Regions from separate parts of the Homo sapiens genome. Here region 1 is linked to region 2. The links are chromatin contacts, found by Hi-C or POLR2A ChIA-PET in ENCODE. All regions are on one chromosome and are shown on one strand. Each heading gives the region's core, a stretch centred on a gene start or an enhancer-like site at or near the end of the contact. The rest is flanking DNA. Distances are from core to core; before and after follow the strand shown. Region 1 has its middle 77 kb from the start of IFNG. Region 2 overlaps LOC105369818 (a long non-coding RNA gene).

What was found. Hi-C counts contacts between places; a loop is a spot of excess contacts on that map. ChIA-PET counts read pairs that join two places held with the same protein, here RNA polymerase II (POLR2A). Pooled maps may share reads with other maps.
Region 1: a pooled map shows a loop between it and region 2 (3-fold over the local background). The contact joins two enhancer-like sites. A Hi-C loop is called at or near these places in 4 of 50 pooled maps. POLR2A ChIA-PET finds 5 or more read pairs at or near these places in 2 of 52 experiments (OCI-LY7 and activated T-cell).

Annotation. Positions count from the first base shown.
Region 1 is chr12:68,078,615-68,086,014 of GRCh38, reverse strand. No RefSeq gene overlaps it. Among named protein-coding and RNA genes, the nearest start is that of IFNG, 77 kb to the left of the region's middle. Within about 2 kb of position 5,219, at least 2 of the 41 ENCODE cell types and tissues checked have a DNase peak (open chromatin) inside an H3K27ac peak, as active enhancers do.
Region 2 is chr12:68,186,086-68,193,428 of GRCh38, reverse strand. All of the region lies in intron 1 of LOC105369818 (a long non-coding RNA gene), which reads right to left. Among named protein-coding and RNA genes, the nearest start is that of IFNG, 30 kb to the right of the region's middle. Within about 2 kb of position 3,533, at least 3 of the 41 ENCODE cell types and tissues checked have a DNase peak (open chromatin) inside an H3K27ac peak, as active enhancers do.

The sequences.
Region 1 (7,400 bases), core at 3,970-6,469, 110 kb after region 2:
GAATCACAATGTTATGTTCTTATGTAATTAGAAAATATGCTTTTTAAGAAAAAGCATTTTACTTCCCTACTTACCTCCTAGGAAACTCCATTATACCACCCCATTGTCTTCCAGTTTTATTTGTATATTTATTACAAATAAAAGTTATTAAAGGGAACCATGATGAAATGCCAGTGAGCTTTTTTTATTCTTGTATTTCATAAGTCAGGAGAATTACAGAGCAGTCTTAGGCAGATGTAATTTCAATTTTCTATATAAGAATAATGTAACCATTCACAGGTCAGTTTGTAAAATATGTGAAACACATACAATATTTTCTAAAACAGAAATCCAATGAATATACAATGTTCATCCTTCCAGTACTCAGTAACTTCAGTTAGAGGTTTCTATTCTTTTGAATGACTTGGTGACAATATCAAATTGACACTTGCCAATTAGTATCCTTTTCTGCTAAAACACGGAAGGGAATCTGATACTTATTCTCTACTTTCTGATATGTATGCCATGAAAATGTATTGCTCTGCTCTCTTATTTGTTTAGCCTTCTCATCTGCTAATAACTAATGTAAACAGGCAGGGCCCCTCTTAGCTTATCCATCTAACTCTTAGATGTCATCTCATGCAATGCCATGGTATCAGATACCATGTAGGGACCAGTGAGTCCTATTTTAGGGACTCTATATTCAACTGCCTAGTTGACCTTTCAACCTGGATGTCTTCATTTAGCATCTCAAACTAAAGAGAATTCTGGATTCTCTGTCCACCCTCACCTTCTGCACACCCCTTCCTCATTCCCAGCTCAGTCAAAGTCATCATTATTTATTAATTGCTTAAGCCAACAATCTAGGCAATTCTTGCTTTCCTTCTTTTCATTATTACTGCGTGACATGGTTTGGCTCTGTCCTCACCCAAATCTCATCTTGAATTGTAGCTCCCACAATCCCCACATGTTGTGGGGAGGAGCCAGTGGGAGGTAACTGAATCACGGGGGCAGGTTTTTTCCATGCTGTTCTCGTGTTGGTAAATAAGTCTCAAGAGATCTGATGGTTTCATAAAGGGCAGTTCCCCTGCAAATGTTCTCTTGCCTGTCGCCACATAAGACATGCCTTTGCTCCTCTTTCGCCTTCTGCCATGGTTGTAAGGCTCCCCAGCCATGTGAAACTGTGAGTCCATTAAATCTCTTTTTCTTTATAAATTATCCAGTCTCGGGTATTTCTTTACAGCAGTATGAAAATGGATTAATAAGTAAATTGGTAGTAGTAGAGTAGGGTACTGCTATTAAGATACCCAAAAATGTGGAAGTGACTTTGGAACTGGATAACAGGCAGAGGTGGGAACAGTTTGGAGGGCTCCAAAGAAGACAGGAAGATGTGGGGAAGTTTGGGGCTTTTTAGAGACTTGTTGAATGGTTTTGGCCAAAATGCTGGTAGTGATATGGACAATGAAGTCCAGGCTGAGGTGGTCTCAGATGGAGATGAGGAATTTATTGGGAACCGGAGCAAAGGTGATTCTTGCTATGCTTTAGTAAAGAGACTGGTGGCATTTTGCCTTGCCCTAGAGATCTGTGGAACTTTGAACTTGTAAGAGGTTATTTAGGGTATCTGGCAGAAGAAATTTCTAATCAGCAAAGCATCCAATATGTGTGCTCTTAAAATCATTAGATTTTATGCATAAACAAATATATAGTTTGGAATTGGAACTTATGTTTAAAAGGGAAGCAGAGCATAAAAGTTCAGAAAATTTGCAGCCTGACAATGTGATAGAAAAGAAAAACCCATTTTCTGAGGAGAAATTCAAGCTGGCTGCAGAAATTTTCATAAGTAACAAGTATCCAAATGTTAATCACCAAGACAATGGGAAAAATGTCTCCAGGGCATGTCAGAGACCTTCACGGCAGCCCCTCCCATCATAAGCCAGGAGGCCTAGGTGGAAAAAATTGTTTCATGGGCTAGGCCCAGGGCCTTGCTGCTTTGTGTAGTCTCGGGACTTGGTGCCCTGTGTCCCAGCCGTGGCTAAAAGGGGCCAACCTACAGCTTAGGCTGTTGCTTCAGAGGGTGCAATCCCAAAACCTTGGCAGCTTTCATATGGTGTTGGGCCTGCAGATGCACAGAAGACAAGAATTGAGGTTTGGAATATCTGCCTAGATTTCAGAGGATGTATGGAAATGTCTGGATGTCCAGGCAGAAGTTTTCTGCAGGGGCAGAGCCCTCATGGAGAACCTCTGCTAGGGCAGTGTGGAAGGAAAATGTGTGGTTGGAGCTCCCACACAGAGTCCCCACAGGGGCACTGCCTAGTGGAGCTGTGAGAAGAGGGCCACCATCCTCCAGACCCCAGAATGGTAGATCCACCGACAGCTTGCACAATGTGCCTGGGAAAGCTGCAGGCACTCAATGCCAGCCCATGAAAGCAGTTAGGAGAGGGGGCTATACCCTGCAAAGCCGCAGAAGCAGAGCTCCCCAAGGTCATGAGTGCCTACCTCTTGCATAAGCATGACCTGGATGTGAGACATGGAGTCAAAGGAGATCATTTTGGAACTTTAAAGTTTAATGACTGCCCTGTTGGATTTTGGACTTGCATGGGGCCTGTAGCTCCTTTGCTTTGGCCAATTTCTCCCATTTAAAATGGGCCTATTTTCCCAATGACTGCACCCCCATTGTATCTAGGAAGTAGCTAACTTGCTTTTGATTTTTGCAGGCTCATAGGCAGAAGGGACTTGCCTTGTCTCAGATGAGACTTTGAACTTGGACTTTTGAGAATTCTGGAATGAATTAAGACTTTGGGGGACTGTTGGAAGGGCATAATTGTGTTTTGAAATGTGAAGACATGAGATTTGGGAGGAGCCAGAAATGGAATTATATGGTTTGGCTGTTTCCCCACCCAAATCTCATCTGGAATTATAGCTCCCATAATCCACATTTGTCATGGGAGGGACCTGGTAGGAGGTAATTGAATCATGGGGGCAGGTTTTTCCCATGCGATTCTCATAATAGTGAATAAGTCTCATGAGATCTGATGGTTTCATAAAGGGCAGCTCCCTGCACATGCTCTCTTGCATGCTGCCATGTAAGACATGGCTTTGCTCTTCCTTCGCCTTCCACCATGATTGTGAGGCCTCCCCAGCCATGTGAAACTGTGAGTCCATTAAATCTCTTTTTCTTTATAAATCACCAAGTCTCAGGTATTTCTTCATAGCAATATGAAAGTGGACTAATGTGCTTCACAACAGATTCATTAGCAAATCTTGACTATACCTGCAAAACAACTTCTTAATCTATTTTTCTCTGTCTCCATTAACACTGCCCTCATCCAAATAACAAAATCTTTCTCATGCACTATTGCAATAAAGTAATTACTCTCCCTGCTTTGTTTTTTTTACTCTGTATTACACACACAATAGCTAGCAAATTTAAAATAATGCAAATCAGAATATTTAATTTTCCTGGCTAAAACTCTGAATATTTAGAATAAAATTTACATGCCTAACAGTGGGTTCCAAAGACCCTAAGAACTTTTTTCTTTTTTCTGCTATCCCCCCATCTCATTTCATATACTCCTCTCTCTCTTTTTTTTGGGGGGGGGCTTAAGGAGTGGAGAGTTTAATAGGCAAGAAGGGAGAAGGCAGAAGGAAGAAGCTCCCCCGTACAGTGACAGAGAGAGGAGGGATCCAAAGCCGAGAGAGGGAACCCGGCATATACTACTCTCTCACTAAGCTCTGGCCACACAGGGCTTCTACTGGTTCCTTTGTAAGTGCCAACTCAGTTTACTAAGAAGTCCTTTGTCATTCAGATCTCTGTCTAGATATCACCGTAGAGAGGTATTCTCTGACCACCCAATTCAATATAGCCATTTTGTTCCTTTGTATTATATTATCCTATTTTAGTTTTTTAAATCATATTTGTCACCTCTGATATTTTTCTTGTTACCGTCTCATCTCATTCAAATTTAAGCAGAGACCTTTCACAGAGCAGGGACCTTGTATAATTTATGTGTGTGTGTGTGTGTGTGTGTGTGTATGAGAATATGTGAGAATAGTATATATATAATGGATTCTGGCACATAATAGGCTCTTGATACACATTAGTTAAAGAAATGGGTGAATAAATGCATGCAAGCATGGCCAGTTCTGTAAAAGGCATGTTGGAGATACATGGTAAATATGAAAATGTTCTCTGTCACATATGGAGCTTCCAATCTGCCTGGTGGCCCAAACAACAGAGCATTGTATGACTAAGCAGTATCCTATGTGGTATTGACGGGAGTTCAGAGAAGTGTGTGGGAAATGCAAGAGACCTAAGCTCTGGGCCTGAGTTCCAGTATTTGCATACTGCTCCATTATGCAAATCATTTAACCAAATGTATAGAATTTCCATACCCAACAATGTGGTTGCAGGAGGAGTTGAATGGTGCTAAAACTGTCTGGTGATAGTTTACGCTTCAACAGCCAATCCAAACAACTTTTTTCCAATACGTTTGCATTCAAGTATGTTTTCAACAGAAATATTTTGAGTGGGTTTTAAGTTTTATACAAACTTGGTAAATAATTGGGCAAACTTCTGTCCTTCCTAAACAAGCCTGTGTAGGATGACCTTAAGGGTTTTTTTTTTACATTAATTTATAGGCACAGTAAGAGACCAGTGAGAGAGAACTTGGTGATGCCAATATTCTGAAGGATATTTGAATATTTTTGTTTTTTCACTTAATTGGGTTATTTTTTAATCTTAATTGATTACATTACTTTGGCTTTTTGAAGCTTAATTCTTGTTGAAAACTAACTCTTTTTGGAATCTTTTATTACGCATTTACTTAATAGACTATTAGAGTTAAAGCCTTAGTGGTGTGTTGAGCTAATTAATACTTCTGTCATTTGCCCATGTGGAAATTGTGTTCACTTCCCAGGGAGATCCTCCTATTATCACGATAGATATAACAGTGAACATATTAATTAAGTGAATACCCCCAAAGATTAAAAATAATTGTTTTAATTTTATAGTTTCTTGTTGAAAAGTGAGGAAAAAAGGTTTAAAGAATCTGCCTAGGAGAAACAGGTGTGTGAGGCAAACATGGGAAGGGGAAACTTAGCATTCTTTATCTTCTTTCTTCTGGAGCAATCCTATCACAGCAAACACTTCAAGAATTTACTGCTATTGCTTTTCAGATAAATGACTTGGGGTGTGAAAAACAGCACATCCGCCCTGTGGTTGAGCATTGTTTTCTGTGAGTAGCTTAGCTTTGAAATTCTCTGTAGTGGTGGGCTGGTGGTACTCCCCTGGCCTCTCCTGGAGATTCCTTTCTAACTTAGTTACTTTCAGTTTACTGAAAGACCCTAAGATGACCTGAGGAAAGCTCTGTTGTTTTTTTTCATTTCCTGACACCACACTGCAGTGAACACATCTTCAAAAAATAGATTTCTGCATGTGAAAATATACTCATATCCTATTTTATCAAGAAAGCAGCATCTTAGTTTATTGGATTCATGACTTAATATCATAACACCCCAAATAATAGAGACCACCTGACCCACATTTTTAAATAACTAGTATTTTTCCCCCTAACATCAACTTTTAGGGGAAGAGGAGAGTACCAACTGTTTCAGGAATACATTTAGTTACTTTTAAAGTGTTATGTTATAAAACAAAAAAAATTAATTTTTAGAAGTATGACTCTAAACATAACTCCTTTTGTTTATACTTAGATGAAAATTAAAATATTGCTTTATTAATATTAGCAAAATCCCTGTAACCCCTAAGATGGATAGATTCTTGTAACCAACTAAGGCCCTTAAAAAGTTGTATTTAATATATACTTTCTTTCACCCAAATTGAAGAAAATAGGCCTGAAGTTCAAACTATTTCATTTATTCAACTAGTTACCAGATAAAAAGGATGGTGGCCTCTTCCCATGGCTTCTAATCAGGAAAGGCCCTGACCAACTATGTAGAAACCTAAAGAGGACTTATTGCCTCAGAGCAGAAAGAGAACCCCCAACAAATGGACAGTGACCTAAACCCTCCAGTAAATTATGCAGAAATGAATATTAGGCTCCAACTGGTTACAGTGTGAAAGGCAGGATTCCTTGGTGGTAGAGGAGAGAGGTATTACACACAAAATTCCGCCAAGTGCAAAAGGAAGAGACAGGTTGCCATTTATGACTGCACAAGTTGTATTCTGTACCACTATAAGGTGTAGAAGGGTTCCGTTGTTAAGGAACGGTATCAATATGTCCCTGAGGGTTGTGTAGCAACAGTAGAGAGTCATAAAGATTTCTTAGGACATATGTAGAAACTAACTCACTGTATTACACTGCCCAAGTCATTTAATCGCTATTAGCCCCAATTTCCTTGGTCAGAGATTACTTTTTACCCACCCAATAATCATTCTTGCCTACTTCCTTAGCTTTGAGCCCCTATATTGACAGAAATAGATTTGTGTCCAGATTAAAACAACAAACAAACAAACAAAACAAAACAAACGAAGTGCACTCCCCAGGCTTCCTTGCAGATAGAAGTGGCCAATGGGAAATCTCTAAATAAAAATGACTCAGCTGGGAAATAGTCTTTCTCTTTTAGCCCTCCTCTTACCCAGAACAAGATTGTAGTAGCTAGAACTCCTGCAATTGTAAGGTGACCTTGAAGTCACCTTGAGGATGGAAACCACCCAAGAAAAATGATGAAGTGGAGAGAAAAGGAGGGTGGGTCTCTGATGTTGATGAACCTACCATAACAGCTCGCACTCCTCCGCTCCCTTCTCACATGAGATAAAATACAACCCTATTTTGATTAAGCTACTGTTGGTTAAGTATATGTATCCACCCTAATCATAATCAATGGATACATCATCTGTAATGATATTTGTGTGGATGAAAAGAAATAAAAGAGGACTTATTGGGAAACATGTTGTGAACAATAAAATGCTATATTAATGTAATGGTTTTGTGAGATTCTGGGCTCAAGTAGTGTCACTTGGAGGTGCTAATGAAAACGACAGGCACATTTTCAAAATGATGTGCAATGGGTTATTCCCTCCCTCCCCTCATTCTGCCTCAGGCCATAGTGCAGCTTCCTGAGAGCACAGAATGGTCACTCCCTGAGCATGGCTCTGTCTGGCCTGGCAGGATTCAGCCAGAGTCAGCCAGGAGAATCAGCCAGGAGAAACTTGACAGGAGCTGGAGAGAGAACAAGTTTATCAGAAGACCGGTCCTGAGAACTGGGAGACTCCTTCCTCCACGGCTTCCTGGAGTAAGAGTTGGAGCACTAGTCAGTGACCGGGGAAGGACTTGAAGCAGCACTGATGGGACTCAGAGCCATTAAGACTTTTATACATGACACAGAGGGTTTCTTGGACATTTGGGTACAACTAATTCATTCATTTGATAAATGATATGCAAAAATGATGCAAGCTTATC
Region 2 (7,343 bases), core at 2,284-4,783:
CTTTGACTCTACTAAAATGTAAGCTTCATGAGAAGAGAGGTCTTGTGCATATTACCTGTGACCCTACCCATCTGTTCATTTTTGCCACCTCTCATATTCTCACTCCCATCCCTAGTCAAATGAGATTCCTTCTCTGAATTCTTCTTGCTGTCATGATACCTGTTAATACTTGTAGAATGCCACTTGTCACACTGTATTGAAACCTTTGACTCCCTTGTCTGATGCTCCCACCAAATCAAAGGCTCCTCGAGAGCAGGGATTATACCTTGTTGATCTTTGTATTGCCAACATTTAAAGGACAGCTTAGAACACAATAGGGGCTCAAAAGAGTCTAGTGGACGAATTAAGCATGATTTATTACATGCAGCAGAAGTTTTGTCAAGTTTGTCAGAATGAAAAGAGGCATTATCAGTTCTTTGAGGATAAAAGTAGTAATTCTCATATTAAGAGATGTTTTGAGGATGATTCTCGCTATTAATCTGTGGCAGAAGACTGCTTTGAGGAACATGGCATATGTTTGCTTTTTCTCCATATCTCTGAATAGATGTTAGCTCTTATAGACAGCTATTTATTTCTTTTAACCACTTGTAATTTTCCACTCAACAACTTCTAAAAGAGGCAGTAGAAGTATGTTTTATTAGTTTCAGAATAGATTTTTTTTAAGAGTCTGGCTCCATTCTTGGAAAGGTTGAGTTTATAACTTATTTTTAGAAATTTCTGTTCTTAAAACATAAAATAGCTCTGTTTGTTGATGGTGCTTAATCTATTTTGTTGCTATTCTGCTTTCCCCACAACTGTGCTTTCTAAATTCTGACACGTTCCATGATCCTCAGAAATATATTGGCTGTGGCCATTTGGTTAAATGCATGGCCTAACGTGTTGTTTTCACCAGACCAATCACCAGCTGGGTAATGATACAGATTATATTATCATAGAGCAAAATGGCCTATGGGGCACTTTGGGTGCACTGTTTTCTTAACCCTTAAAATAATCCCATGAGGCAGCATGAGCATTTTCTCACTCGTTAGCCTGACATTCAGGGAGTCCTTATCTGGCCTTTTACTCTCATCAATCCTAACCTAAAATTCAGCATATAGTAGGTGTTCAACAAGAGTTTGTCAAATAAATGACTGAATAAGTTTAAAAATCCATCTCTCATTACCCTTTGACATGTATGCCTCCTTCAAGATCAGTCTATTTTTTTAAAAAGCCCCCAACACGAGACAAGCTTATTTCTGCTTTCATGTCCTTCTGTGTGCCAGATTGTCCATCTGCTATGTCTTCTCTACTCTTTTATTTCAAGATAAATTATATATTTTCTTCATGATCTCCTCTGCTCTACTAAGTCTTGCATGGCCACTGTAGCCCACAATGAATATTCCCTTTTGGTTAATTTCCCAGTGTGATTGAAGATTACCTATAAATACATGCTGAGCTTTCTCTATGTACCTGATTTTGTGGAAACTATTTACGGTTCTGCTGTTTTATTCTGATATAGCTTTCCAAGTGTTTCCTCAAATTTTACTACATTGTGTATTTTACTCATTTAGCCAACAAAGATTTATTTGTTTTACTTATTAAGTGTCAGGCTCTGTCCTAAACGTTAAACAGGTGAACATACCATTCTTGATAGGGGGACACAGAAATAAACAAAGGAGTAAACATAAAGGATGTCAGAATAACAAGAACAAACAAGCAGGAGTGGGGGGGTTTCAGGGACTGGGGAAGGGCGGGGACTGGTTTGCTCTTAAAAAAAAGGCTGATCAGAGCTGGGCACAGTGGCTCATTCCTGTAATCCCAGCACTTTGGGAGGCTGAGGTGGGTGGATCACGAGGTCAGGAGATTGAGACCATCCTGGCTAACACTGTGAAACCCTGTCTCTACTAAAAATACAAAAAAATTAGCCGGGTGTGGTGGCAGGCACCTGTAGTCCCAGCTACTTGGGAGGCTGAGGCAGGAGAATGGCGTGAATCTGGGAGGCGGAGCTTGCAGTGAGCTGAGATCACACCACTGCACTACAGCCTGGGTGATAGAGGAGACTCTGTCTCCGAAAAAAAAAAAAAAAAGGGCTGGTCAGGAAAAAGCTCACCAATGAGGTGACATTTTTGCACAGACCTGAAGGATCCTTACAATGACTAAGGAGTAGAGAGTAAAAAGATTATTGATTTTGGTTTTGTAATTTATGTGGATGTAGAAACAGGCTTGGGGATGTTAAATATTTTTAGTAGCATCACATAATTATCATGAAAGAAGTTAAAGCCATGATCTAGAAGATTTTACAATTCTCTGATTCACCTGTTGTGCCTTATTTTCTCTCAGGTAAGCTTCTTAGTTATCTGGTTACTTTTAACAAATGGCAGAAACAACTTCTTAACTATGGAAGATTATGTTCTTTTGATTTACCAAATTATTTATCCATATATGCAGAGAATATATTTTCTGAATGAAAAATTGGGCAGCAAACTCTGAAAAGTTCTAACATGCTCAGAGGGACAATGGGACCACATAATTGAAGTTGGCACCAAACCATGAATATCTGGTCATCATAATAATATAGATGCCTTGGACATAACAGCAAGCACTAACCACAAAGTAATGGTGTACTTTGCCCATAAGAAAGAAACAAATGTGTGACTGAAATCAGCTTTTCTCACTCTATTGCATGGAATATATAGTATTTCCTCAACATATTAGTTTTCCTGTTTTAAACTTACAAAAGTGTTTTCTTATTTAACAAGTTTAAGAAAATGGTGCAAACTATATTTTCTGTATGGGGAATTATAAAGCCCATCAGAATGTTACAGGTTGGAGAAGTTCCACATTAAAACAACTCTTTAACTTTGTTTAATATGAGTTTCTAGAAGATTGTTTCTTCCAAGAATACATTGGCCTTGTAGGCACTTAGTCAGATCAAATGCCTTGTTACCTAGAAAACAGTTTGGAAAACACCAGTTCACACAAATGGTTATCTTGAGATGAAGCAGAGCTAGAAAAGTGTATTATTAATGAAGAAGAAGAAAAACAACAACTACTGGATTTCTCTTCAAAGAATAAGAAAAACATTTAAGGAAGCAAAATGCTGATATGATAAATATGTTTGGAGGAGATTAGAAGAGATTTTAATAAGTATATATAGATAATAATTTTTATGTTTGCTATTTGTATTTATTGAAACAAAGTGAATGTCGTAAGTGTGAAATGCACTGAAGAGACATCTCAGATTGCTGCTTCCTGCTCACCTCATCTACTGAAAAAACATGGTGTGTCACCACAGTGACTTGCCTTTACCCACAAGTGAGGAACTCAGTTTTATTTCCTAGATAAAATGGAAGTGCCAACGATATTCACTTTTTTTCTGTTCATCTGTAACATCTTGGGAATGACCAATGACACTTTCCTACTGAGAAAGAAAACTTTTCATGGTAGTAGTAACCACAGATTTGGATGATGACTCACATTATTACATTAGTAACATCTTTTGTTCTATACTCCACACAAGGAAAAAAGTGCTGAATGCAAAACCACAACTTCAGCTGTCGGTGGAAATGATAGTTAATGGTGCTTTGCTGCTACGCTGGGGGCCAATTCTTGGTAGAGAGGATTATCTTGAATGTGGTTTCTAAATCAATAGATAAGTATGAATTGTGGCACAAATTATATAATATAATTGATTATCATACTTTTAAAATAGATTGAATCTTTTTTGTAAGAGAAATCTGGTTGTAAATTATATTAAAAATAAAATTTTATCAATAAATATATATGTAGATATATATAAGTTATAAACAACTCAGAAGGCCCCTAGATATGGAATCAATTAATGCTTTCTATAAGTTATTTCAAAGGCTAACTCTAAATTATAGTGGGAATAATTTTGGGCTTCAGAGTATGAATTTGGAAATCCTAAAGCCTATATTGGAGAGTTATGATAATCAAAATGGCCAAGACAAGTCCTAGGAGACAATAGCATTTAGTTGAGTGCCTTTAAGAAAATCTAGATTTGTCAAGTAGCTGGTCAATTTTCACAAACATAGCTGAAACAAAATATATTTCAGAATAACATAGGCTTTCTGTGACCATTTCTACACTTGTAAAGTTCAATGTCTAAAAATGTTGGGATGACGTTTTTTTCCCCTCAAGTATCACTTAAAAGAAAGCTTTTAGGCATATAATTCACTTAGATTTTTAATTTATCAATAGTTTCTAAAATAATCTTCTCTGAGAGTGTTGTCAAGGTAAATTCTAAAATGTATTGTTTTAAATTTGTCATGTAACAGGACATTTTACTTCAGAGCTCACAATTGGTGACCATAATATAAAATGTAAAAGAAAAATAAATCCTTTACTACTATTCTGTAATGTGAATTTATTAGTGTCACCACTGAAGCAGCTACAGATAATGATGCTGCCAACAGAAATTTTAGGTGGATTGTGATAAGCATTTCGAAGCAAGTTTTGCCTATTTTCCATAAGCAAATTTCCCGATTAATAAATCAATACTCCTTTAAGTGGCCCATTCTTTCCTTTTTGGATAATGATTTTGAAAGAGAGCTTTCTAAGACATATTACATAGGTTCCTCTTACAATAAGTTTATTCTACGTCTCTAAACTTCAGTTTCCTCCTCACTGAAACGAATACTTTCAATTCAGAGACTCCTAAATTCCCTCCTAGCTCTCATATTTCCTCCTGGCTATAGGCATGTTGGTGTGTGAGCATGGGTCATATTCACTTCTTCCTTTCTGTGTGTGGTTTCTCTTTCTTAGGAGCCCTTCTTCCGATGGCCTCATCTGTTGGTATTCATGCAGACTTGGGCATCCTCTTCCCCAGGTTTCCTGAAGGAGCCCAGAGCTCTTATTCCTCTGGGAAATAGGACCATCGCTCCCTCAACCTCCTGCTAACCACAGGCAGGATTGAAGAAGGGACCCGTAATTTTGTGTCCCTGGTAGGATCTTCAATGTTCACAGCCTCCCCATGACTCTCAGCTTTGAGACTACCAAGGATAATCCCGTGATGCTCTTTATGCTTGTTTAGGACGGAGGGCCCAAGAAGCCCAGGACATCCAGGTGACCCCTCCGTCCCAAGGCTTTCATTTCCGTGATGGCACTGCACTTCCTTTTCCCTCACTTCATCTTCCACCTATCTCCAGCTTCTGAAACCCTTTCAGTGTGTCCCCTGAACTCACTGTCAGTCACCAGCAAGATCCCTTATATCTTTAACATTTTCTCTGAACTTTGCTTTCTTACTGTAACTGACCAGACTGTCCCTTGGAGACCTGGTTCCTTTGCAGATTTCTCTAGATGCATCTGTTTTCTTTCCCTTTTCTTTTGCACCCTGGGCATGTAGGTGGAGGTCGTTTAAGTACCATTCTTGTGTTTCATCAAGGCACACCCCATTCTCCCTCTCTTCTTCTTGAAACTCTTTAGTGTCTTCCTGCTTTAAATATCCTATCATCAGACTACATTATGCACTAATCCCCATGGTCATCATGTACTGATCCCTCAGGTGCTCCTCCTCATTCTAGAAAGATTTTACCTATTGCTCACTGTCACACTCTCCAACACCACCTCATATCATACACTTCAATATGTGTACATGTGGTACTTCAAACACGCTGGTCTCTCCATTCCTGATCTCCCTTCCACTCAGATCTTGCCCTTTATCTTACTTTAGCCAATTCTTCCCATTGGGAGGATCCTAGAAGTTGCATTGTAATAGCAACAGCCCCCATTCCCCACATTATCTCAATGACATGACTCCTACTCTATGACTTTTCAGCTTGCCCTTTCTATAACCCACTCTAGCTGTCATTAAATTCCAATGGAATTGAAAAAAAACATTATTCCTAGCATCTTTTCACGGTTCCTCTCCACTTTATGTCTTTACTTCTCTCATTATCGAGCCTCAATTCCATGGTCTGTCATTTGTTCTTGTCTTCCTTCATCGTATTTTCCTGGAAAAACTCCAATCAATCATGGCTAAATCCAACTCTCTGCTGTCTACCCTGAGCTTTGCACTGGATGACAGTTTCTTAAGTTGTAGTGGAAATACTTTTAAATACTTTTAAATAGGATTCACATTACAAACTAAGGTTATCAAGTCCTGGCATGTGCCAATAAAGATGATTATCATCATCAACAACATCGTAGTTCACTGTATGCCTGGTAGAGCTCTAAGGGTTTCATAAACATCAACAACACTTTATTGATTAATTGATTTTTTGAGACAGGGTCTCACTCTGTTACCCAGGCTGGAGTGCAGCCTCACCATCTCAGCTCACTGCAGCCCCGACTTCCTGGGCTCAAGTGATCTTCCCACCTCAGCCCCCCAAGTAGCTGGGACTACAGGTGCAAGGCACCACACCAGGCTAATTTTTGCATTTTTTGTTGAGACAGAGTTTTGCCTTGTTGCTTAGGCTGGTCTCAAACTCCTGAGCTCAAGTGATCCACCTGCCTTGGCCTCCCAAAGTGCTAGGATTACAGGCATGAGCCACCCAACAACACTTATTCTTCACAGCAACTCTATGGGATAGGTGCTATTTTCTTCCCTACTTTTAATTGAGGAAAGTAAGATCCTAAAAAGCTAAGTAACTTGCCCATTGTCACACAATTAGTGAAGATGGAGCTAGGATTTGAACCAGAATTTTTTGTCTGGGCTTTAAATTGCTAACCCCTACTGCCTCCTGACTTAGGATTCACTCAAGAAAAAAAAAAAAAAAAAAAAAAGGGCATGAATCAAACAAAAAGAAAAGAAAAAAAAGGGCATGAATCAAACAAAAAGAAAAGAAAAAAAAGATAGGTAGATGTACTTATGTAACAACATTATGTTAAGTGAAACCGTGTAAGGAGCCAGCATGCCAAGTACTTCGAGCAGGCTCCCTGAAGGTGGTTTATTGGAGTTATCTTTATGTGTAGCCACATAAACTGACGTGGAGTTTACGCTCCACAAACTCACTGTGCAGATCCCGAGACCTCTTCCCTATTTCTCTGGCTTTGCCCTCCTTTGGTGTGGAACTTTTCTCCCCATTCTTGTCAAGAGAGATCTATGAGCACAGCATTCCCAATCTCCCTCCACCCTCTCCTTCACTTTGCCCTGGGTGGAGTGACTCTTCTGCCTGCTGTGTTTGGGAGGACAAACAGGGCACATGTACCCAGCCCCTTCCACATCTCTCTGCTTTTCCTCCTGGGAGTGACCACCTCTGGGGAGCACTGGCTTTGTCCTGCTCCCCCAGGGTCTTGGAGAGGGTGTCCATCCTGTCCAGCACCAGAAGTCGGTTAAATATTAAATTCTGAGGTTCAGTTTTAAGACCCCCATTTGCCCACAAATTAGAGCTACATTCTCTGTT